Linked DNA regions of Mus musculus: region 1 is linked to region 2. A link is a loop called in an ENCODE intact Hi-C map of the cell type or tissue named here. Cell type or tissue: left cerebral cortex. All regions are shown on one strand. Each heading gives the region's core, and the rest is flanking DNA. Links, peaks and the distances in the headings are about the cores only. Region 1 overlaps Axdnd1 (axonemal dynein light chain domain containing 1). Region 2 overlaps Nphs2 (nephrosis 2, podocin).

Region 1 (4,390 bases), core at 185-4,184, 81 kb after region 2:
TAGTACATCTCTTATTTATGTTGTACTGACTCTGGGTTACTATAATACCTCATACAAGTATATTGTTGTCATGTTGAATTATTTAGTGCCAAGGACCAGCCTTGGCTTGGAGAGGAGTTCTGAGGAAGAGGTGTCTGGGAGCAGAGAAAGAAGGACTCAAAGTCAAATTGTGGGTTACAAGATGATGAATTGTGTTCTACTCAATAGGTTTCCAGACAGCCTCTGTAGATAGCTCTTGGCTAATTTCTTTGGTGGAGGAGATTTCAAGACAGCCTAGTTGACTCTGTCACATGGTTATTAGTAATCATTCTTATGCTGGTATATGATGAAAAAAAAAAAAAGCAAGTAGGGCAGAAAGAGTTGCAAAATGTACAGTTTGAAGAGAAAAAGCACACCAGGAAATTTAATGTTACTGCCAAGGCTTGTGATGAAAGGAATAATGTAAAATAAAGTAATTAAATATTGGTCTGACCCACACTGTGAATAACAGGAGAAATGCTCTCAGCACTTGGGAGGCAGAAGTAGGCAGATCTCTGGGAGTTTAGGGGCTAGCCTGATTTACATAGCAAGTTCCAGGATATTTGGGGCTATGTAGAGAGACCCTAACTCAAAATGAGGAGGGGGAGGGAAGGAAAGAGGGAGGGAGGGAGGGGAGGGAGGAGGAGGAGAAAGAAAGCAGAGGGGAGAGACCAAATCATCATCTACAACTCTGAATTTTCCATGAGAAGGGAGAATCTAGTCTTTCCTGAGTCTGTACTTGTGAAATCAGGAAATCCTTACTCATCAAAGCACTTCATTGTGGTCTGGGAAATGGCTTAGAAGACCTTTGACCTTTGCCCAGTCTAGCTACTGTAGAGGAATAGCTAGAAGTATCTGAAGGTAGTGGAGCCCTGCGGGCTGCTGTTACAGTCTGGTGTGGCTTTAGCGTTTAGAGGAACACTTTGAGAAGTCTTCTTCCCCACTTACCTTATGAGGCACCATGGCACTGCTTTGTGACTGTGTTGACTTGTTTGGGGGACAAAGTTTTTTCTCCACGGCCTCTCCTTTCACGTATTTAACATCATACAGGAAAGAAATATCCCTTAAAAATTAAGAAAAAATATGGTTTTAAGAGTCAGGGCAGCAGACCTGCTCTCATTGCCTCGTTTCCCCTGCGTATCTGATTGTTTAAAATTATTTTGAGATGTGGGGAAACAGAAGTATGATTTATGATGAATACAAGTCCTTTGGTCCTTACAACCGCTCTGTGTCAGAAGGTGAGCCCTTTATGTTAGAATGATGATTTATATTAGATTTATGTTAGAATGAGAGCAGTTTACCAACCCAATAGTTTTTGAGATTTCAGTTGTAGCAACGATGCCTGAGCTGCCTGGGGAAACTCTGGGATGGCAGCAGTCTCATTCCACTGGGCTGCCCCTTCACTTTTAGCATCACTGCCATTTAAGGACACGTATGGGGTCCCAGCTGCCCGAACTCACAGCCAGGCCCAGCTTCCTCTGTGTAGCCTCCCCCAGCCTGAAGCCGGCTGGTACAGACCTGATCGCCACTGAGGTAGGGCCACCTGCGGTGCAGCTTTCCGACTTGGCTGGCCTCTTTTGAAGTGTCAGCTGCCCTGGGATTCTGCTACCTGCCGAGAGGCTGAACCTGTCTTCCTGAGACATTCCTGAATAAGCAACAGCCTGGCGAACAGTCTCTTAGTAAACTCTCGGGCCTTGACCAGAGAAAAACTTGTCTTGGCTTCATCATTCTTTTCTTGCCATCTAGTTTCTCTTTCGGCCCCAACCTGCCTTCCAGAAATACCCGGTTCATGTAGGCCGCGGGCCAGCTTATGCCTACAACCCCTCTGGAAATGTGCAGGCTTCCAGTAAAGGTTGCCTAATTAAGGTAGAACAGCACTTGGTACAAACTCTCTGGGCGGGGCAGCTTAAATCATGATGGCATCACTTCACGTGCAGAGGGGAGGAAGCAAGCAAGGCGGGCAGAACAGGCCCTGGCTTGGGTAGGACACTGAAGAACAGGGTGAGACTCCCACACAGCTTTTGGAATCTGCAGCTGCGTACCTAGTTGGTGACCTTGGGTTTAGCATCCAGCAGCAGCTTTTTGGATGGATCCCCCTCTGACCAACCCCCGGGGCCAGAATCCAAGTTTGGAGGGTGAACCTGCTGACACCTGACCAGCACCCCCCACCCCCCAACTCATGGAAGACTGGGCATGAGTCAGGAGCCCATCACATTCGTCCTCTCCACCATCACAAGCTTCCCACTCACGTCACCAACTCTTTCCTCCTCTTCCACCTGGAATGACTCAGCTTTTACCCCACAGTCATTCCTGACAGTTCTATGCTGGAGTCCATCTTGGTCCACTACCCCGGAATCTCATTCCACCTTTGAAAGCTTCTGTAGAAAACGCCCACTGCCCTACTATGACGCTCCTTGTCCTGGTTTTCTTTCTTCCACTGTGATAAAATACTGACCAAAACCAACCCAGGGAAGGAAAAGGCTTATTTGGCTTACAGGTTTCAGACCATCATTGAGAGAAGCTGAGGCAGGGACTAGAGAGGAGCTGTGCTAACTGGCTGGTTCTTCATGGATTGCTCAACCTGCTTCCTTATACAACACAGACACCTGCACAGACATAGCACTGCTTCCAGAGCGAGGACTGCTAACCAAGAAAATGCCCACAGGGGCTGGAGAGATGGCTCAACGGTTAAGAGCATTGACTGCTTTTCTGAAGGTCCTGAGTTCAAATCCCAGCAACCACATGGTGGCTCACAACCATCCATAATAAGATCTGATGCCCGCTTCTGGGGTGTCTGAAGACAGCTACAGTGTACTTACATATAATAAATAAATCTTTTTTTAAAAAGAAAAGAAAATGCCCAGAGACAGGCCCACAGGCCAGTCTGATGGAGGTGATTCCTCAGCTTGGGGTCCACCTTCCAAGGCAGCTCTAGTCTGGGCCTAGCTGACAGAGACTAGCCAGAACATTCATAACATGACTGTTCCCTTCTGACAATCTTCCCTTCACCATGCACTGCTGTTATAGCGTTCTGATGTAGTGAAAGTATAACGTAAAAACAAAATTCTAGGTCTTTAGGCCCAGGCTTGGGAATGTGACCTCTGTGACTTAATGCTCCAAGGTATGCTAATCATAAAACAGATAGCAACTTTCCTCTACCCACCAGCTTCCTGGGTTCAAAGAGTGTTCATTCAAAGAAAGTCACCCTGACCATTGCCGAAACCCGCTATGCAAATGTGCTATTGTTAGGGGCTCTTAAAAACTGTCTTGAGAGATAACCGGAACAATTACCAGGTATTCCTTGTGACTCTTGTGACTTTGCACTTCCTTGGGACTCTTAACTGGTATCTTTGGTATTTTCCAACAAAGCCCTCCCCACTTCCTTGAGTTGTGGTTTCTTCCTTTAAATACCCCCTTATCCAGCTACTCAGGGTGCCACAGTCCTCTACCCCTGCGAGGTGTATGACCGTGGGCCTGAGAGCGCTCTTGAATAAAAGTCCTCTTGCAGTTTGCAGCAAGACCATTTCTTGTGTGATTTGGGGTGTTGCCTCTCCTGAGTCAGAACGTGGGGAAGTCCTCACGTTGTGGGTCTTTCAGTAGCCAGCTAGAATCTATCATCTATGTCTTTCTGTTAAATATCAACCTTCCCAATGTTACCTCCCAGAAGGCATATCATTTCCCTTCTGAAACCATGCCTCAGAGACCTAGTGAAGACTTCTTTTTACAAAGGCAATCTCATCCATTTTCTGCCACTACCTAGAATACTTTCCTGATTTGACCACTCTTCTGTCTGAAACCAGTCTCCTGGATTCTCCCCGTGTTTATGACACTCCTGAATCATCTGTCTACCCCTCTAGAGATGCTCCACAAAGCTGTGTCCTCTACATCCGTGGTTCTCAACCTGTGGGTCTCCACCCCTGTTGGGGTTGAATGACTTTCACAGGGTTTGCATATCAGTGGCAGCATCTGGACACTGGGCTACACTTTCTTTCTTGGCCAAGCCATCAGATCTGCAGTCTGTTTCACCCTCCTCTATTTGCTAGACTGCCCTCAAAATCTCAGCATTGAGACCCAATCCCTCCCTATCCTTTGCCCTCCATACCCAATCTACTGCTAATGCCAATTAATTCTATAGCTGCCTCCAGGTCAGGACAGTGGCCAGTCTTATCATTTCGTGCAAATCTCTAGTCAGATTTGTCATTACTTTTGATGTGGGCTCTCAGGTCTCTAGGGTATGTCCTATATACTTCTAATGTTTTCATGTCTCCATCCCTCCGTCTAACTTTAAAGTAGACTTTAGCCTGACTTATGCTCATGGTCCACTGTCTCTCTCCTCTGCACTGCTGATGCTACAGAGGACACTGGTGGGCTC
Region 2 (4,390 bases), core at 166-4,165:
ACTTTTCCTCCCTCTTTCTCCTCTCACAGAGGCAAGCACCATCATGCCTAACTCATTACTGTGCTTGATAAAATCTCCATGCATTAAAAAAATGTCTACTTTGAATACAGAATCAATCTTCCATTACTCCTTTGTTTTTTATGCTATAATCTTTTTTGTTGTTGTTGTTGTTGTTTTTTGTTTTGTTTTTGTTTTTCGAGACAGAGTTTCTCTGTATAGCCCTGGCTGTCCTGGAACTCACTTTGTAGACCAGGCTGGCCTTGAACTCAGAAATCTGCCTGCCTCTGCCTCCCTAGTGCTGGGATTAAAGGCGTGAGCCACTACGCCCGGCTCTATGCTATAATCTTACTCCTATAAAATACACCTTAAGTGCATTTAGTTCCCCTCTTGCACATAGGAATCCAGACTGAATTCAATTTTTTTTTTTTCACTTAGGTGGTAACCAAAGATATGTTTATAATGGAGATAGACGCTGTCTGCTACTACCGCATGGAAAATGCCTCTCTTCTTCTAAGCAGTCTAGCCCATGTGTCCAAAGCCATCCAGTTCCTGGTGCAAACCACCATGAAGCGCCTCTTGGCACATCGATCCCTCACTGAAATTCTCCTGGAAAGGAAGAGCATTGCCCAAGATGTAAAGGTACTGAGATGAGTTTAATGAGGAATGGTCATTTGTTAAACTTGCTATGTGCAAGGCAGGCATTCAGCCATTTGAGATGCCATTCCTTGGGGAATCAGTCAGTCAGTGACATCATTGGCCTGGGGATGCAGATATTGCTTCCACCCCTTCCCTAAGGTCACTCCGCAGTGACCTTCAGCACACTGTGAAATACCAGCTTAGTAGGAGTGTTGGAAGCAGTCGTGAGTGGAAAGGGCAGGACTCATGGCAATGCACAAGGATGGTTCCCAGATGCTGACTCTAGCTGGAGAGATAATCATAGCCCAAAGGTAAAGAGTGGGGAACTCAAGTAAGACTTTCAGAGGCCAGACATCGCCTACCCTTTCATCATTAGCTGCCCAACTGTCCATACTTAATTGATTTAGAATTAAAGGAGGGAATAAAAGTAAAAACTTCCCCTGGAGAAATGGCCCAGTGAGTAAAGTGCTCGTTGTGGAAGTGTGAGGTCCTGAGTCTGGATCCTGCAATGCAACCTAGCATGGGAAGGCAGAGCCAGGAAGACCCCGGGGCTCTCTGGCCTAGTTGGTTGATGGGTTTCCAGTTTAATGGGAGACCCTATCTCAGGAAATAAAGTGGAGAATAGAGAAAGACACTCAGCATAGACCTTGGGATTTCACATTCACAAACATGGGCACCTGTGCACTCATACACACACGCGCATGTACACACACACACACCACACACACACACACACACACACACACAAAGAGAGAGAGAGAGAGAGAAATCCCTTCTAAGCAGCCTTACTGAGCCCTCAGGCTTTGCAATCTCATCTACAGCCTGAGTAGATGCCTTGATTAGCAAGGAAGTGGCAAGAGATACTAAGAGAGCAAAGCAGGGCTGCAGGCAGCTGGCCAGGTCAGGTGGCAGTTACCACTAGGGACCCAACTCAGCACTGAAGTCATGGGGACACTAAACTTGGGTTGGAAGGCGGCTAGGAAGAATGATGTGAACTGGAGGAGCCACAAGGACCAATGGCACCGGCAGTGACTGCTTTATAGAACCTGAGCAGTCACTAACCAGAGAAGACAAAATGCAGTGTCCAATATTTGTGGCTTGTCTGAGTGTTACCGATAACTAGTATCCCTGTCCTGAGGATGGGTGAGGAGCTGGAGAGTACATTGAAGCTAGAAAGACATGAAGATGAGTGGCAGGCAGGAGCCCCACCCTGACACAGGGCCACTTAGCATGCTCCCCACTGTCCCTTTCAGCCTCATTCTTGTTCATCCCTCACCTCTGAGGGCTAAAGGCCAGGCCACTGATGTCTAAGCTCAGTTTTGTTGCAATGAGTTATGATTTAAGCATTTATCCATCTGTCTCCCCATATTATGTATTCCATGAACTTGGCATGGTGCTGAATGATCGAGAAATGGCTCAACTGCTATAGCCTCGCACCCTACCACCCTTTCTTTATTGAACTTCAAACTCCTACTGGCTTAGCACTCACCCAGCATGCAACAGTGCTTTCTCTCCCTCCAATTTCCTCTTAAGTTGTTTCCTCTGCCTGGAGCTCTTTCCTTCTCCCTACAGGACAAATCTTAGTTGTTCATTACGATGCCACCTCATGTACGATGTGTCTCTCAATATTTCTTACCCACACCTGCTCCCTCAAACTGGTTGGTCCTTCTTAAGACTTGCAATGCACTGCAATTAGTATTTAGCCAGTCAGAAATTATTAGAAGCTTAGTTTGAAAGGAGTCCGGGCCACCATGGAGGGCTCTAAGCCCTGCCCTGCCCTTCACCCATTTCCAGAACCCTGATAGGTTTTTTCCTCTAGTTCCGTTTCCAACTTCAATCATGTAGGGCACAGAAGACTAAGAAGCAGGAGGAATCTGATACCATCAGTATTAAGGAAGTAAAAGTATCCTAAAATTGATAGCCATGTGGCAGGATCTGAACCTAGGGGTGCAGGTTATTTAAGGGGTGCATTTTAAAACAAACTGAAAAAAAATGTACCACCTATACTAATTCCCTATCACTCATGTAATAAATTTCCCCCAAGCCTGGTGGCTCAAAACAGCACGGGCTTACTCTACTCTTGCGGTCCTGAAGATCAGAGTGCAGAATCATCTTTGCTGGGTTCAAGACCAGGCATGAGCTTGGCAGATTCCTTGTGGAGGCTGAGCTAGAACCCACAACCTTCTGAGCCTCTGTGTCACCTGCATTCCTCCTCTGCCTTCCGGTCCCAGCCTTCACAGAGCACCAACCCCGTGCTTCCTCCATCACATCACCTTGTCTTCCAGAGTCTTGTGACTATGTCCCTCAAGACCCTTGGATTTTAATCGCATCCTAAATCACATCCTAAAAGTTCTCCCAGAAGCAGCCACGGGTCCTAGGGACATAAGCATCTTTGGGAGCCGTTACTCGGGTTCCTACGAGTCCTTCAGCTCCACAGTGGTGATTTACCAGCACTGTGCAAGTTCAGCGTCTCTGGCCAGGCACTGTGACATTGAAAAGCAGTGTCCTATGAAAGGACATGTCCCGAGGACAGAACAATGGCCCGTGGTGCACAGGGGTAGGGGGTGTACTGTGGGGGGGTGGGTAGATGGGGCTCTTATTGCCCCCTGGGAGACGCAGGTCTCACTGGCATCTCCACCCTTTTCTCCACAGGTTGCCTTAGATGCAGTGACCTGTATTTGGGGCATCAAAGTGGAGAGAACTGAAATGTAGGTAGGAAAATAATCAGTAAGAACAATATTTTAAAAATCATTTCAAATACTGCATCCACATTGATATTAGAGAAAATTGACTTGTCATCTCATAGCCAAGATACAACCACTACAACACTTAAGCAAACTATCCCATGGTTTCTAATTATGCAGTAAGGGGTCTTTTTCCTGTCAAACTTAGCATTTTAACCATGGTTTTTTTTATAGCTCAGTGGTTTTATCCAGAGTGTCTAACTTCACATGTATATCACCCGCCCCCCCAAAAAAAAAATCAGCAAGAACTCTCCAACCCCTCACCTCACCCCGAGTTTCCCTTCAGCAGATATGCCTGTTATTCTGGACATTTCACAGAAATGGAGTCATAGCATAAAGACTTTGGTCTGGTTTCCTTTCACTTAGCATAAATTGTCAAGGTTGACCGGTAGTATGGCACGCACCAGTATTTCATTCCATTTTATGGTCAAATATTATTCCATTGTATGACCATAACAAAACTGTGTCTCTACATTCCTCAGTGTAAAAACGACTTCAGGGTTGTAATGGAAAGTGCTAAGATGAGATTTTACTTCTATGGTTTTTTATGCAGACATGAGAATAGTTCTCATTTGCTCAATCCTTCTCTCAAAATCAATATTCTTTTATAAACAAGTGCAGGTGGGGCCACTATGGAGGCTGCATGGGGCCGGGCTATTCTAATTACACAGGCCATAGTTTATGTTCAAGATTTGTGGTCATCTTTCTCACTTAAGACCTCACATAAATCCTCCATAGTGGCCCCACCTGCTTTATCCATTCATTCAGAATTTGCTATTCAGGGCTGGAGAGATGGCTCAAGAGTTTAGGGGAAAAAAAAAAGTCTACTCTTCCAGAGGAACCCGAGTTCAACTCTTAGCATCAGTCGGTCATTTCACAACCATCTCTCACTCCAATTGCCCTCTTCTGGCCTCCGAGGGTGATAGGCATATATGTGATGTACATATATATATATATACATAGGCAAAATACCCATGCACATAGACTATAAATCTTTATATTAAAAATTG

The links. Peaks named below come from ENCODE experiments on the same cell type or tissue, not always from the same donor. Only the 100,000 strongest peaks of a DNase experiment are listed, where the experiment ranks them.
Region 1: a loop joins it to region 2, with 2.5 times the contacts of the local background. A loop is called at or near these places in 1 of 42 quality-filtered maps.

The regions. Positions count from the first base shown.
Region 1 is chr1:156,401,865-156,406,254 of GRCm38, forward strand. Axdnd1 (axonemal dynein light chain domain containing 1) reads right to left here. Exons shown (of 26, transcript NM_001346967.1): 5 at 967-1,081. Among named protein-coding and RNA genes, the nearest start is that of Axdnd1, 17 kb to the right of the region's middle. In left cerebral cortex, for the core only: no CTCF peak of the experiment used is centred there; a DNase peak (open chromatin) is centred at 2,412.
Region 2 is chr1:156,320,449-156,324,838 of GRCm38, forward strand. It overlaps Nphs2 (nephrosis 2, podocin), which reads left to right. Exons shown (of 8, transcript NM_130456.4): 5 at 436-639; 6 at 3,289-3,344. Among named protein-coding and RNA genes, the nearest start is that of Nphs2, 12 kb to the left of the region's middle. In left cerebral cortex, for the core only: no CTCF peak of the experiment used is centred there; no DNase peak of the experiment used is centred there.